Regions from separate parts of the Mus musculus genome. Here region 1 is linked to region 2. Evidence: chromatin loops called from intact Hi-C (ENCODE). Cell type or tissue: gastrocnemius. All regions are shown on one strand. Each heading gives the region's core, and the rest is flanking DNA. Links, peaks and the distances in the headings are about the cores only. Region 1 overlaps Snx19 (sorting nexin 19). Region 2 holds the start of Gm17508 (a long non-coding RNA gene).

Region 1 (8,331 bases), core at 271-8,270, 630 kb before region 2:
GATTTGACTCCTGTGGTCCACAGTCTTCCATCAACAAGTTGGCGTATGTGTAATAATGTGAAGAAAACAGGGCTCACTTCAGAAGTTACTATTTCAATGGATAATCTTATTGGCTTATATGTATTCACTATGCAGCAAATGTTTATTGAGAGGTAATTCACACAGACACTATATGTGACACCTTGAGCATATTTTATAGTTTAATCCACTTAAAGAGCTCTGTGAAAGAGGTATTTATGATCCCCACTTATAACCTGGGGGAATCTATGGTTTATACGGAATTGGGGTTATTAAGTCAAACCATAAGGTTCATAAATAACACATGCAGAAGGGAAACCATCCATGCTTTTCCATGTTTCATCTGTAGTGGTTCTCTTAACTGTCAGGGTTAGACCTTCGCTCCATGGCTTCAAGGGAAGACCTGAAAGTCACTGCTCTGAGCAGCAACTATCCCCTAGTCCCCCTAAGAGGAGATGATCAGGTAGTCTATAGACTCCAAACTGCATGCCCATATCTACTTGGAGCGAGGAGAGCACCTCTGACCTCCGATGGTAGCCTCCCTAACTGCCCCCTAGGAAAACTGTAGTCATTATTTTTTAAAAAGGTGTTTGTGTGGTAAGCAAAAAAGCTGGGAATTTGACCTCTCCTGAAGCTGCAGGACATACACACACACCCAACACACCCACCCTGACCCCACTACAAGGGATGGCATATAAGTTCCTAGTGTCCCCATGACTGTCACCCACATTTCTGTCTGAAACCTTAAATACTGGAGCCATAGTCTTTTGCAGGGCGCTTGGGCTCCTGCCTTCTCTGTGCTTTAAGGTACATGGTGGCTGTCACTGGCCACAGATGGCTGCTGTGCCTGCTTTACCTTTCCTAAGCGCTGTGCAGTCTTGGTGTCCAGGAGGGGGTGCCACCTAGATATAGGTGCTGTGCCCCTCAAAATGTCCTCTCTTCCCACCATTGGGCGTCATTATCTCCATGCAGACATGCTCGCTTCTGCTGCTTCCAGCTTCCTCCACTCCCTGCTCCCTTGAAAGACCTATATACAGAACTGCCTTGGACTCCAGGGACTCCTGCCAGATTGTAAGCACACTCTCTCTAGCTGCAAAGGCGGGGCAGGGGGAGACAGAGTAAATTCAACCTCATGACCCCTCCTTCTGAGCCAACGTTGGAGGAGCTCCGGGCTGTGCCAGGCTTATAAATCTCCCTTGATTGTTGATGGTGTGGAGAGAGTGGGGGAGGGAAGCTCAAGAGAAGTTAGATGCCCAAAAAAGGCATGGTTAAGTCAAAGGCAAGTGTTGCACGCATGCGTGGCTGACCTCATGTCAGCTTCTGTGCTGGGAATATCCAATTATATAACAAGGAGAACTCCTTATTTGGGAGGAAAGGGGAGTGAGGATAGCAGTCTAAGCCAGGGAACGAATGAATCCAGCTCGTGCAAACGTCTTGTGTCCGAAACAGAAGATATTTTACAGTTCCCTGTATGCATCAGAAATGGATTTAGGAAACTGGAAAAGTACTCAGAACTAGTCTGGGTTGGGGGGAAGGAGAGAGGTACTGCGCCCCATTGATGGTAGAAGGCTTGGGGCAGGAAGACCCAGCCAAGGTAAGGGGTAGAATTATTTTGGAGCCCTGATGTAGAGAGTAAAGGAATGAGAAGAAGCTGGACCAGCTCCCTGCCTAGATGCCCAGAGCCATGCCACGATAAAAATAGGAGCCAGGCCAGCATCCGAGTACGTGAATGCCATATCCATTGGCTCTGCCCTCCCCATGGCCCCGAAGATGGCATCAGACCCTATGTCAGAAGGGCAGCAGACACATTCCTGGCATCTCTGTCTACATTTCTTAAAGTGTAGTGAGAGAGGAAATGAGTATGTGTTTGTGTGTTGGGGACATATGGAGAGGAACTTACCTGACATGGTAGAGAACAAAGTTTCAGTGACCTGGGAGGAGAGGAGAGTTAAAAGTTCAAAAAGCCACTATACTGAGAAGAAGAGAACATGCAGGGTGAAGGAATCCGACAAACAGCAAGCCCAGGAGAAAATTAAATAGTAAATGGCAATTTCTAGAGCTTCTGATAGGTCATGGAGTCCTCTTAGGAAAGGTATTGCTTAACAAGCCAGCTCTTGAGAAATTCCAGAAGGTGGTGGCAGAGGTATGATCACTGGAGAGTGTGGGCTGCCCAGTGGGATACCTGTGTGTCTCCCAAGGACAATCACCAATGGCTGATGTGAACACTATTGCTACTCTTCTCTTATGTCACTCTGGAGTCATAGGCATTATATGGGTAGAACTCCACACAAGCTGACTTTCTTGGTGTGTATGTGTGTAACAGCCTGAGGGGCCTTTGTGACATTAGTTACTTCTTAAGGGAAACTCAAGACCTGCCACCAAAAGGACACAAGCAGTTACAATAGGAAAGAACCTGACATTTATTACAGTCTCACTAGCAGGGAAGCCTACTATTACTGTATGTGCTGATGTGCAGTTCTGCCACATAGACATCCCGCTTCACTGCCTGAACAGTTCCTTCCCCTCATACTGCCTCCCTCCTGTTTGTACAAGGTTCCTCACAAAACACTGCCTGCTAAAATTAAAATCTACCTCACTAAGCTCCAGGGTCTTAGTCCTGTCTAGTCTTTAGACTCCAGACTGGTCTCTGGGTCTGATGCACCAGAAGGTACTACATACACCCATTTCCATCAGCAGACTCTGACTTTGTTCTTAAGCACTCCTGGGCCAGGGGTTAGTCTTTCCTAGTGGTTCTTTTCTACACCCTGGCCACAACTAGAGAAGATCAAAACAATTCCGAGTCACCAGGAGACAAGTGCTGTGTCTCTTTACTCTAGACCTCTCTCCGTCCAGTACAGCTCCAGCGCCATGCGTTGTCTCACATCTAACTTCTTCCTATGACAGACAGCTTCTCTAGAAAAAGCATGTGCTTTTGCTGGCACACCAGATCCTTTGACTCAATAAGTCTTCAATTTCTTGTATTAGGTTATTTCTGGCCCAAAAGTATCATTGACCTGGGCTGTATTTAAAAGTGCTGAAATCAGGGATTTTGTGTAGTGATGGCTTCCTTCAAATTGTGTTGTGTCTTTTTGGTTGGAAGGAATGTGTCTTGCCATAGCTCGCCCACTAGGCACATTACAGGAAAGCCCTCTGTGGCTGGGCCAGGAAAGGACCCCAACAGTTATGTCTGCCATATACCCTGTCTGCCTTGCATTTGAGGGACGTCACTTGCTCTAAATTCATATTATGTTAAAGACACTATGCCCTACCCTATTACATGAGAATTTCCACTTAATGGAATAAATATTATTATAACATATTACATTGTAATATAATATTGTAATAGATATATAGTAACTGAGTATCTTCTATGATTGTGTGTTTGTTCTTATTTTATAATGTTCTTAAATTCTCATATGTTCCGATGGAAGTACAGCACTAGTCATAATAAAATGAAGAGAAAACCAGAATATTGAGGCATTTAAATCTAAAGAGAATGCCATTTCCCAAGCCACATTATTGGTACCTGTTGCCTCCCTGCAACAACAAATAGGAACCTGAAAGTGTAAGGTTTTGGCAACAACATTAGACTATGTAAGATTCTTGAGGGCAAAGATAGAGCGTATTCACAGTTGTGTCGCAAACGCCTCCTCTGACATATAGAAGACACTGACTGAAATTCTGTTAAATGAGCAGATGCAAGATCGCATGCAATTCCATGTCTCAGTATGTCTCTCATCACCAGGGAGAACTCCAAGCATCCTCGGCAGTGCTAGGGGACAAGAGGTACCCAAGGAAACAAAATCTCCCCAGGCTGTTCCCATAGAGTGTCCCCAGCTGATAAAGTGGGCATCTCCAATACCCAGGGCTGTGGTTGTACCTACCCATAGGCTTGCCCTTCAGGCAACAGTACCGTTTCTTTCTGAAGCAGCACAGTGCCCTTGAGCGCCTTGCCTCACTGTGAGGACCCACTGATCTTATGCTCTCTGGAAGCAGCTCCTGCTGTTGCACTGTCCATGTCCACCCCCTACCCCCTTTCCACATAGGAAGAATGCGATCATTGAAAGCAGACAGACAGCCTCACTGTGTTTGACTTGGGGGCGAGTCTTACTCGCTGTATGGAGGTTCTTTCGGAGAAAGCTAATGCGGAATAAACTGTAAGAAGATGAAGGTATGTGTTTGGAGCTGCACCTTATAAGCCAGGGGTCGTTTAAGCTAAGTAATATTTCAAACAGTGCAGCAGGTGTAAATGGAGTAGATTACTTATACTTTTAAATAGAAAGCAACTCATAATAATTTTGAATGCTTTTAATCTAGTTCTCTGAATGGTGCAAGTCTGTGGCTTGGAAAATGAGTACCAAAATTCTCCCTGTAAACACCAGGTGGCACTGCAGGTTAAAAAATACCATTTACTTTCTGTAAGGAAGACTTATTTTGCAATAGTAGCTCTGCCCCGTGATGATGATGCCTAAGCATTGCTCCATAATTCAGAAGCCACGCCATGGTGCCAGTGACATAAACAGGCCGAGTGTCTTTCATCTTTCACATTTCCCCTCCTCCCTGACCTGATGGGGCCTCAGCACACTGTTCTCTAGTCAGTCTCGTCAGAGATGGCCTTTTGAGTGGCTTCCATCCTTTAAGAGTTCAGTGCTGGAACTGATATATTGAGATCAGAACGAACAACAGGTCTGTGGTAATAATGAGCCGGACAGACATCTGAATTGAGAGAATTTTGTCGGTACTCTTTAGCCCATATTTAGGCCTTTTGGATCCCAAAGCCTTAAATATGCACGATGATAAGTCTGTGTAAAGTAGGTGGTAGGCCAGTGCTCTGCCACTGAGCCATACTCCATTCCGATCCTCACTCTGTCCTTAGCATTGCCATCAAGTGCCTTGCAGAGGAAGAAAGTGACAGTGGAGCAGTGAAGGAGCAGATGTGCACATCCAGGTACACGCTTCAGTCTCACTCCATGGGCATGCCAGCAGCACTGGAGCGCGGTTCTCAAGGAGTTAGGGCTCCTGTGTGGGAGCCTGGCTGTGTAGTGCAGCGTCAGCATTAGCCCCAACAGCCCTTCCTCTCCCCACTGTGGTTTTTCCCTTTCTAGTTGTATGTATTATTTCCCTCTGCTTTCTAACTATTGCTGATTCACACAGAGTTGCCACCATGCAAAAACCCTGGAGCTGCCACAATGCTGTCCTTAGAATCTCTCCTTGGTGTCAGGAAAGCCTTCGCCTTGAGAAGCTTTTCAAAGGCATCCTAAAGAGAGGAAAGCAGAAGCCATTAGATAACGCCCACGCAGGTGCTTCCCCAACCTGCTCTGCTCACGCTTCTTTCTCTCCTACTCCCAAATCAAACTCGGATTTTCCAGTTTCTTTCTCTTGGACATGTTTCTCCTGTTGATCTTTTGTCTGCAAGATTGATCTTTTCTAGCCTTCTGTAGCCATTTTCACACCCTGTCTTGAAGTCCTGCTACCTCTGCTTATTTAAACAGGATCCCAGGTAATTTTCTTCCAAATCTTGGCTGAGCACACTCTAACTCTGGTACTTCTTATACTGGTGACATTTGGAAGCAGGAACCCTCCTGATAAAGAGCTCATAATTAGGCAGCTCTCTTTCCTCTGCCTCCTTTCTTCTTTTCCTGGGGTGGTGGCTCCCCTCTCAGCCAAGAGGGGGGCACCCCTGTGAGTTAAAGTCACCAGGAACAGTAGGGGCCCTGGTTGTCAGGACAACTGCTAACTTTCTGCCTCTTCCTTCCTTTGTGTCTGGCCTTTCTTCCTGGTGCTAAGGGCTTCCCACCCCTCACCGCCCTTTCCCCTTGGCTGACTCAATCTTCTTCTGAATGGGTGGCCCTTTTAATTACTGGCCCACCTCGGCCACCTCCCTGCCTTTGCCCTCCACTGAAAGGCAGGCTCAGGATTACTACCTGGGGACTGTGAATGAGCCAGACCTGCAGTTCACAAAGGGGCCAAAGAGGGGGGATGAGACAGTGTGGGTCCTCTAGTCTCTGTAATGAAAGTGTCCTTGTTTAGTAAACAACAGTTATGCTCTGGGGAGAGTCTGCCATAGTTTTCATGTTACCCCTAACGTAACAGGCGTCTCTTCAATCTGGTTAGTTACTCTGCAGCAGTGCTTACTGTTTCTATCTTTGTTTCCCTGAGGCTGCCGGGAAGGAGGGAAACTGAGGCATGAAGCCTCACTGGCTTCTTCCTATTCTCTGGATCTGATAGGGTTGGTACAAGGGACGAGTGGGGTCACTTTCTCTGTCACACACACAAACACAGCATCTTCAAAAACATTTTTAGTTTTCATTTTTTCTCGTTTCATCTTGGTAACTTCGTGAAGAAGACAACATAGGAAGTCTCCTGTTTTAAAAGTCAGTCAGAGGTGCTTGAGGTTATGCTGTGGTTACTAACAAAGGGGAGGGCTTGACCATCTTCAGAGGCAGATTTGTATAATATATCTTCAAATTACAGTCTTAAAAGTGTCACAGTGTCCAGCTCTGGAACAAATATCTTCAGACCACCCTTTGCACTTAGTCTTATTTTTGCCAGAATCTACAAGTGTCTCCTTTCTGTGCCATACTTCTTAGAAAGGGAGCCAGCTTCTGCTGCTTGTCTGTGTCCCCACCACACCTCCTTCCAGCTACATTCTTTTCTTCTTTCTAATTTCAAAAACTGGGTTGGAAGCAGCTTGGTGTTGTTCCATCCATCAGAAACACTTCCTAAAACACATGGGGGACTTAGTCATCTAGACATCTCTCTCATGTTTGACTTTCAGTCCTTTCTGTCCTCAGGGCTTATTTGCCAAGAAAACCAACAGAACGAAGCATAGGCAGCTGGCAGCTGTCTCCCTTCCCCAGGATTTATAGCGTGTAGAAAGAAGCCATGGCTGGGCCATGAACCCTTGCCTTTCACCCCTTGGCCCTTCCAGCAGGATGCATAACTATGTGTAACTTGCCCATTGCATGGATTTTTCATAATAAATTCTTCATTCTAGATCAGCTAACTTATTACCAACATATTCCTGACAACAATCACCCTGTGGCTGGAGTTTTGGCAAACATTTTAATTTGATTGTTAGCTTTCAAAAAGTCCATTACTAGGAAAGTAAATCTAAGATGTATGGCCAAGCATTTATGCAAATACAGAAATACAAAGCATTGTTATGTTGTATACAGTCTACTGATGTCTTTGTTTTGTTTGGGTTGGTTGGTTGGTGGTTTGTGGTTTGGGGGTTTTGTTTGCTTGAGTTTTTTATTCTGTTTTTCATACTAAGGCCTCACCATGTAGCCCAGGCTAGCTTCAACCTCTTGATCCTTCTGTGTCATCTTCCCAAGTTCTGGGATTGCAAGTGAATGCCACCATGCCCAATGCTTGCTTCTTTGCTTGTTTTGAGACAGTCTCGCTTTGTGGCCTAGGTTGGCCTCACTGGGGATGCTCTTGCCTCAGCCTCAAAGTGCTGGGATTGCAGGTTTGCACTGCCTTGTTCTATCTTGTCCACAGTGTTTTAAATCTGTCACTGTCCTCTACCATAGGGTGAATAATTAAAAGCTTACAACTTGTTCTCGTCTTTAAATATTCGGGTATACTTTGTTCAGAGGTTATTTTGAACTATGGTCACTCTAAAACCAGAGATTTCCACATTACAACACAGAGCTGATACTCCTCGGCTACTCTTTTTCAAGTGTAGTAAGTAAAAGAGCCCCACGTCCCCACAATAGGATGTTGAATATCCAATGGGAGGTGCCAACCTACAAATAAGTTCTAGTGTAAAACTAAGGCCTTTACAAAAGAATTCTGTGTGGCTTGGAGGAAGACTAAGCAGTCACTTACGAGAAGCCCAGGTAAGGCTTCCAGACCAGGTGATAGCAGAAAAGAACTTGAAGAATGAGGGCAGGTGGCAGCAGCTGTGAAGATCCTGAGCATCGAAGCAGAGCAGGAAAGATGTAGCTTGACTTTGGTTCTCATGGGAGCTAAATGATTCAGAATATACTACATACAAGACAGATGAGAGCTCGCTCACATGGAGCCCTGAAGACTCACATGGAGCCTCGTGAAGAACATAGCAACTGTCCACCACTGGATGGGATGCAACCTACAAGCGTACCTCATGATGACATGATCATGTTGGAAAAAATCACGTTAACAGTGCTGTAGACAATTCATGAAAAGAGGTAAAGCTTCATTGATGGAGACAAATTAGGAAAGAGGTAAACTCAGCTTTGTCCACTGCCACAGGATGCTACAGGTGATAGGTTCATGAGATGTTGAGGTAGTAGGGTATAATGTTGGATTGGGGTCAAGGACAAGAAG
Region 2 (8,331 bases), core at 280-8,279:
TTCATGCTCCCTTTGTATCAGAACCTAGTGACTTTGGCCCGTTCCCAAGTCCCTGATCCTAAGCCCTTTTGCTGTGTCTGACTGAGTGCATCTCATTTACCAGAGAACTTACCAAGGAGGATCAGTACTTACCACCCCACTTCAACACACAGCTAGTATGTGGCCCGCTTCAAGTGAGTCACCTTTGATTGTCACCATCTGGAGATCTGCTATCGGATAAGTTGCTATAGAACACAACCACATAAGATTTCCCAGACTCTTGTCTAGTTTGAGGGCAAAGATCCAAACATACACATAGTAGGATCCTGCAGTAGAACTTCTTTTAAGAGAGAGGAAGTGTGTGGCTCTCGTCTTGCTGTATATCATAGACTGTCCTTTAATCCTCAGAACAACTGCTCTTAGCCTGCTCAGAGGCAAACTTTGCCTCAGACATGACAGTCCACACCTTCCTTGTCAAGGAAGCCTCTGGCACTGGGGTCGTCAGTCTAATGCTCCATATCTTTGTTCCTTGTCATTGGCAACTGTCTTTCTCACAGACGGCTTGCAGGCCCTTGGATGACCGAGCAGAGAAAGCATGAACCCTCTCGGTCCTTTGGAGACGAAGGCTTCTAAAGTAAAGAATATTTAAAGGGAAAAAAAAAGAAAGAACTAAGACTGGAAAAACGCAAAAAATAAAAAAGGGTGAAAATTGGAGTAGCATCCTGACTGAAGGGACAACAAGGAAAGCATGGGGAGAAGCCAAAACTAGTGGGCTCTTGAGAAAAGAAGGGTTTGTACAGGAGGAGAGTGCTTCAGAGATCCATTCTGAGCCTTAGGGTGGAGTGCTAAAAGAGCTGACGGTAATTCTGAATGAGAGGAATCGAGAATTGTGTTAATATGCTTGGCTAGGGCCAAGCCAGAGAAATAGTTCAGAGCTGCAATAATCACAGCACCTAGGAGGAGGGTCAGGAGGAGTTTAAGGCTGGCCTGGGTTTTCTGTCTCAAAAAAAAAAAAAAAAAAAAAAAGGGAGGGGGGTAGAAAAGCTAGTCACATTAACTGAGCAAAAGACCAGAATCAGATCTCTAGAAGGATTTAAGAACTAGATTTGAGGGAGCACAAAGCAGACTTGAGTCCATCAGAGTTAAAAGTTACAGCTCGAGAAAAGGTAAGGACCTGGGCTGCCAGAGAAGCTGCAGCTAGCGGATTGGCTGGAAGGTGGGCTTTGAGCTTAATTGAGTCTTGACTCCCAACAGTGGGCAGCACCTGCCATGTTTATTCTATACCTGTGGCCCATTGCACTGCCCAGGCAACCTGGCTCTGACTTTTAAAGGAAGCTGTCCAAATGAAAGCAGCCTAAGAATGAGCTCTGACTGGGGGTCTGCAAGGAGACTGGTGCAGCTTAGGGGTGGAGTGTGTGCACGCACACATACACACACACACACACACACACACACGTGTGCAGTCGCACACACATACATCCTAGAACACTGTCACTGCAGGTCGAAGGAAGGCTGAGGAAAGTGTTCCTCCTTAGGGTGGTTGTACAATATTTAGCTTATTAACATTCTTGCTTTCTAGCAGAATTCACCCACTGAATTGGGTTTATGGGATTGCTTATCCCAAACATTCTCGGTGGCTTGCAAGTCATTTTCTATTCATAAGCATTAGGAAACCCAAAAAGCAGGTATTGGGCTTGCGAGCACAGATCTTGCCCTGGTAGAGTTGGCCTGAGAGGGTGGGGAGCAGGGTCAACAATAAACAAGGGAATGGACTATATAGGTTAGTAATCGCTGAAGGAAAAATGTCTTCATAGGCTGAGTGCAGTTAGGTGGCCAAAAGTGACAGTTAACCAAAGTCACTAAGGAGGAGATAAGAGTGTCACAGGCGTAGGGGACGGTGCCAACACACATTGACTCACTACCCTGCTTATTCTGACTGGGCAGGTGAGCTATCCAGAACAAAAGGTAAAAGTGGGCATTGCTGGGAGCTTTAGGATGTGAGACAGAACGACAGGGAGTTTGTTTCCAGGCTCAGCGGGTATCTTCCTACAGATTCAGGGGCCTCAGCATCCCAGAACAAGCCACCACGTGAGCTCATGCAGTCAGGCACTGATAGCATTATAGATGGAGGTTTTGAAGAGTTGGGCCTTGTTCTCAGTATCCAGAGTTCTTATTTTAACAGCATTTAGATGTGGTTTAAACTACCTTGCAAGGTAGTTGTTTGCTCAGAGAGTAGCATGCACATGGTGCAGGACCGCTAGCTAGATACACAGCTATTCCTGCTAGCCCTCAAATGCTCACACATGTATTCCTCCAGTGCCCACGCTGTTACTCCAGGACACATGACGCAGCTTTATAAAGCACTGACCTTAGGAAGGGTTGAGGTTTAAGCAGGAGGGTATATTTAAGTGGCACTGTTCCTCTAGTGGCCAGCCCATGCTACATACGGAGTTTCTCCAGAGCTTTGGTCCACAACATCCCACCTCCCTGTGACTCGTGTGAGAATTCTAACCTATGTGGGCAAACTCGTTCAGTGGGTGTCTCTACAGAGATTCACTTTGGACTAAATTGCACATTGTTAGGATCCCCTAACCTGCACATCTCCTTGCACATCCATGTGTGTATGTCACATCTATGTGACAAGTAGGAGAGCTGAGGAAGGAGTCCCCTCTGTGGTCCTCCCTCTGTGTTGACACCTTCAGCACACTCAGAGGTGGCCTCTTGAAACACTGGGCAGAAGCCTATGTCCCAGAACTCTGGTTCCCTCTGCCCATGGTAGGTGGGTGGGCAGAGGAGCAGCTTGGTGTTTGCCCTGCTCACCCTCCTCAAAGTGAATGGGAAGGGAACTGGAACCCCCCACAGCACACACTAACAGCTGGGGCACGGAAAGACTGGGCGTGAGGGTTCTGGTGGAGGGAGAGCCAGCACACTGGAGCTATATTCCAGTGCTTGGGGAAAGTAAGCTTGGTCCCTGATAAGAAATCAGCAAGTGTCTTTGGAGTTTACTAAATGAGAGGGGAATATAAAGCATTTAGAACTTGGGCCACAATCACAGAAGTCAACAAAAAGCCAACTAACATGATGCATGCCACAAATCCCAGTGAGTTGGAGGCTGCAACAGGAGAGTTACTTAAGCCCAAGAGTTCTGAGAGCAATCTGGGCAACACCCCCAGACCCTGTCTTTGTTGTGACCCTCAGCATACTTCCTCCTCCTCCTCGGCAATTAGAACCCTCAGCAAGGACACACACCAGTTGGAATCTCTTCACAGAGCAGGCCGACTCCTCCAGCTCTCGGATGTTCTTTGAAGACTCCAGCACTGGGAATGGTGTCAAGAGATGCTTTGCTTATGCTGGGCGTGCCATATCTTCAGCTTCCCTAGTAAATGAGCAGAGAGACTGGAAAAGCAAGCCTAAATGTGTCAGATTTATTTAACCTTTGAGAAGAAACGCTTTAGGGAGCGAAGGTTTCCAGATATGTTGAATAGAATGGAATCCAAGCAGTGCCCACCCTGAACTGAGAGACACTTCCAGGCGGCCACAGGAAAAGGAAGGTCCCATTGACTGGCTCAGCAGGTAAAGGCATTTCCCATGGAGAATGACCCCAGTGTGAAAGGAGAGAGTGGACTCCTGAAAGTTGTCATTCCAACTGAATCAAAATGTATTTTGTTTTGTTTTGTTTTGTTTTGTTTTCGAGACAGGGTTTCTCTGTATAGCCCTGGCTGTCCTGGAACTCACTCCGCAGGCCAGGCTGGCCTCGAACTCAGAAATCCGCCTGCCTCTGCCTCCACCTCCCAAGTGCTGGGATTAAAAAAGGCTTGCGCCACCACTGCCCAGCTCAAACCGTGCTTGATGGAAGCAGATACAGAGACCCACAGCCAAATCGGAAGTTCTCAAGGAGCTGAGGGAACCTTGAAGAAGGGGGCAAAAAGGACTGTAGGAGCCAGAGAGGTCAAGGATACCAGGAGAACTCAACTCCCAGAATCAGCTCCTGGGAGCTCACAGACTGAAGCGGCCAATCACTGAGCCTGCGTGGGTCTGCACTTGGTCCTCTGTATGTTATACTTGTCGCGTGGTGTTCCTATGGGAATCCTAACAACGGGATGGGGGGCGGAAGGGGGGGGGTGTCTCTGATCCCTTTGCCAACTTCTTAGGGCCCTTTTCCTCCTATTCAGTTGTCCAGCCTTAATATGAGGAGGGTTTGTGCCTAGTCTTAATTGTACATCGTTAATGCTGTGTTTAGCTGATGCCCCTTAGAGGCCTGCTCTAAGATGAATTAAAACAACCAAACAGAAAGAAAGAAATTTTAAAAATGCTTAAGTCCCCCATAGCTGTGACCATGCACCCACTTTCCTGGCCTCCCAGACTAACGCCAACCAAGGCATCAGCCAAGGAAGCTTGTATCTTTCTTTGTTGTTTGTTCTAAGACAGAGCCTCACTGTGTGGCTGGATCCAAACACACAGAGATCCACCTTCCACCTTCCTTTGCATGCCAAGTGCTGAAATTAAAGATCTCTATCACTGCACCCAGCCCGAGCCTGCAACTCCAACCCTTACCTGCCTCTGTCACAGCAGGGAATCTCCTTCCACATGAGCAGTGTTGGAGGCTCAGGAGTCACTGGGCCTTAAAAGGAGTCTGCCCGGTTTCCTGCTGCACTGCCTGCGCCCCAATTCCCTTAAGGGCTGAACCTACAGCATAGGAACGCTGATGCAGCCGGTCATGGAAGGCCACCTTCCCAATGACACACAACAAGTACAATGTCGCCCTTTGTGGGAACATAGGTGGTCAACTTCCGTGGATGCTATGATTGCTTGGGCGGAGGCTTCCTTCTGAACCATGCTTCTATCTCATTGCGCCGCACTGACCGCGCTTAAGTACAGTGTGTGAGCGCCCCCTTGTGTTCTACCTGGAATGAACTGCAAGGTCGGAACTAAAGTGAACTTTCTGTAGTCTTTACAAAACATTTAAAATCCAATTAAACGTTTTCTGTTTAAGCACCTAATGAACTTGTCCAAACTATCCAAATGTCACTTGGGTTGTTTTTTTTTTCAAAATCCCTTAATAACAAAATGGAGTTGTTTGGTTCCATTAACCCAGTTCCATGAAAATTCTTGTTTCTCGGGTAATTGGCATGTTGACCTTTGGAATCGAGAAATCCGACAAAGGGGATTGCCCTAGGTGCAGTGGCACCCATCTCCTGCCCCCAGCAGACTTTCTAACCATCTTTTTCACAGCCTGGCTCAAGGCAGAGGTACCTGCGAGTCGTGGACCCTGATCCCTCTGCAGAAGCATCGTCTGAAGCCAATTTTCCACAGAAGTTTAGGGCTCAGGGGACGCTGGTGAGGAGTAAGAGCCAGTCCTGGACTTCAGGATGGAACATGATGATCTGCTGCCCATGGCCAAGACCTCAAGGAAACATGTCTCCATCCACATTGCCCCAGGCAGAGGAGTAAGAGGAAGCAGATGGTTTGGCCCCTGTGGAAGGGAAATGCCCAGGAGCTACTGGAGGTAGCCAAAGGAACAGAACGGGAAAGATCTGGAAACAGAGGCAATGCAGTCCAGCTAGCGAACGTTTCTTTTAGCCTTTTCCACATGTGCCTTCGCCAGCGAGTTTATTACCTGGCAAAAGAGTTCTGGCAATTTAGATCCCCAGGTGGACACGGTCAGGCCTCCAGAGAAGGTCAGAACTCCACTGTTGCCCGGACAGCTGTAGCACACACTCCCCTTGCTGAGACATCGCAAGCAGGGCATTTGCAGGGCATCTCTGGGCCTGATGCTCCTGTGCAGCAGGAATGGCTGACCTGCTTCCTGGACACGTTGCAGAATGAAGCAGGAGATATCTACAAGGTGTTTGCTGCATGCCACTGATTGTCCCTGCCACTCACGCTGTTCAGCAGATGAGCTCAGGTCTGTTCATCTCTAATACCCAGCAGTGGACCCAGAGGGACAGGGGCAGGGGGACAAACAGTGAAAGTGCAGTGAGTCCTCCTCTCACAACTTGAAGTCATTCGAAGTCTTCCCAGGGGGCCTGGGAGACCTTCCAGGCTAAGGTTCTTTCCTGCTGAAGTGGAGGCCCGTATTCGTCACTGTCTAAAGGTTCCCTCAGAAAACACCTTACACTGAGAAGCTGAAGGGTTGTATAAAAGTCCCTGCACACAGCCAGTGTTGGCTTGGTCTATAATGTCCAGTTGCCACTCACTGAGTTTGACAGCTTAAGTTGTCCTCTAACTTCAAGTCAACATGGCATCCTGCATCAAGTGCCCTCTGTCCCAATCAGAGAGGGCACCATGCTGAGTTATTGAACAAAAAGTCTTTCCTCCTGCCGTGGCTTATATGAATAACTCGGTGTTTCGTCTTGTTTTGCCACGGTTAAATCTTTCAAACAGATTTCCTTTGTTCCTGAGTCTATGACCCTGTGTTGTCCTGTAGACTGTCTAGGCTATGACCCTCATTAGGGAGGGCTAAGGTGTGCTCTCCTTTAAGGGCTGGCCTCTGGATGTGCTCCTGTTTGAGGGAGCCTCCGCCCTTCCCTGGAGGAACTCCTCTCATTGCCTCTACCCCTGCACACCATGTTCTTGGAGTTCAGGCTAGGCGGGACTTGAAGAATTCCCCTGTTGAGTTAAGCAAGACCATATGGAGTGGCAGAAAGCTGGCGCACAGATAAGCTGTTATGGATCACGGGTGTGGTGGAAGAAGCTACGATAACCTCGAAGGCGAAGACGACGTGTGGGGGAAGCATATGAGCTAAGAGGAAGGGAAAGTTGAGCCCATGCCCCAGGAAAGCAGGGCCCTCCTGCTGGAAGATGCTGAGACAACGGAACAGACCGACAACAACGGAGCCTATCCACCTACGCCTGGAAACACGGGCTTTTTAGGAAATGAAGGGAGGTGAATGGAAAGGGCGTGGCATACAGCTGCAGGCAGAGGATGACAGAACTGGGATGGAGAGGTGGGGGACAGGATGACCTCACTGAAACCTGGAGTTGGGAGTCTCCATTAAATATTCTCCCTGCGGGTCTACAAATCTGGCGGCCATTAGTGTGACATACACATCTGCTCCGTGCGGCATTGGACAGTCATTCTGTGAGCGGCAGGGCTGCTTGCTTCCTGTGTCCCGCTTTCCACGGTCTCTGTGTCATGAGCTCAAAAGAGTTGTCTCAGAGCAGAGCTGGGCCACAGCTGTCACTAGGACTTGCTGGCAGGGGTTTGCAAGCACCTGTCACCTCTGCACCTGCCAGAGTCATGCGTGTCTCTCCATGGAAGGCAAGCTTGCACCATCTTTTTTTTTAATTAATTATTAATTAATTAATTAATTTATTTATTTTATATGAGTACACTGTAGCTGTCTTCAGACACACGAGAAGAGGGCGTTAGATCCCATTACAGATGGTTGTGAGCCACCATGTGGTTGCTGGGAATTGAACTCAGGACCCCTGGAAGAGCAGTCAGTGCTCTTAACCGCTGAGCCATCTCTCCAGCCCACACCATCCTTTATGCATTAAGATCTAAAACCAGGAGAGAAATAGCCTGCTCTTACTATGGGGTTCAGTCTCATCATTCCCAGTAGCATTCAGTAGCTTCCCAGAATCCCTTGCAGATTGTCACCCCACTTCAAGTAGCTTGGCCTAAGATATCTGTTCATTGCTACCCCCCATCCACCATCCTTAATCTAAAAAATTGAGATGGCTCTGAAGTCACCTGCTTGGTAGATGGACCCCTATTCTTCCCAGGCTGGCAAAACCAAAGGCAGGCACTTGCATGACTAGCCTAGAGCAAGGCCCAGCCTGGAAATGAACCTCCGAGCTTAGAAAGCTCAGGGGGAACTCATGCCTGGAAAAATAACTCCCACATGCTGGTTCACACCTTTCAGCCACCCTGAGGCAGCTTCTCTGACATACAGGAAAACAGGTCCCCAAATTAAATCATTTACAGACGTTTGTGTGAGGAGTGTGAACCACCTTCATTCACTCCAAGTGTTAGTCTCTGTTCTTTGTGGATCAGGGGTAGTATGTATACACACCAAGGACAAGGAGTGGACGTTTGTGTCAGCACAATAAATAGATAGTGTGGCTGTGGGGCTGTGCCACCTGTGTTCAGATCCTTTGTCCGCTGTCCTCTAAGTGTGGGCTTTGGGAAGGTCACCTAAAGTCCTGGTCCCCTCATGTTCTCTGAAAAATGTAGACATAGGACTATTGTGGGGATTTAGCAAACTTCCATACATAGACCACGTAGGCCAGCATGGTAGGGTGAGGCAGGAGGATTGGCGATCTAGACCAGGTACACAACAAGACCCCAACTCAAAGAACAAAAAAGAAAGGGGAAAAAAATAGGAAGTGCCATTCTTTATTAAATTC

The links. Peaks named below come from ENCODE experiments on the same cell type or tissue, not always from the same donor. Only the 100,000 strongest peaks of a DNase experiment are listed, where the experiment ranks them.
Region 1: a loop joins it to region 2, with 5 times the contacts of the local background. A loop is called at or near these places in 20 of 42 quality-filtered maps.

What each region holds. Positions count from the first base shown.
Region 1 is chr9:30,444,198-30,452,528 of GRCm38, forward strand. All of the region lies in intron 8 of Snx19 (sorting nexin 19), which reads left to right. Among named protein-coding and RNA genes, the nearest start is that of Snx19, 21 kb to the left of the region's middle. In gastrocnemius, for the core only: a CTCF peak has its summit at 4,400 (motif pointing right); a DNase peak (open chromatin) is centred at 4,492; H3K4me3 peaks cover 361 bases; H3K27ac peaks cover 3,573 bases.
Region 2 is chr9:31,077,668-31,085,998 of GRCm38, forward strand. It overlaps Gm17508 (a long non-coding RNA gene), which reads right to left and starts at 4,914. Exons shown (of 2, transcript XR_870609.3): 1 at 4,534-4,914; 2 at 2,973-3,355. In gastrocnemius, for the core only: a CTCF peak has its summit at 4,874 (motif pointing left); a DNase peak (open chromatin) is centred at 4,845; H3K4me3 peaks cover 236 bases.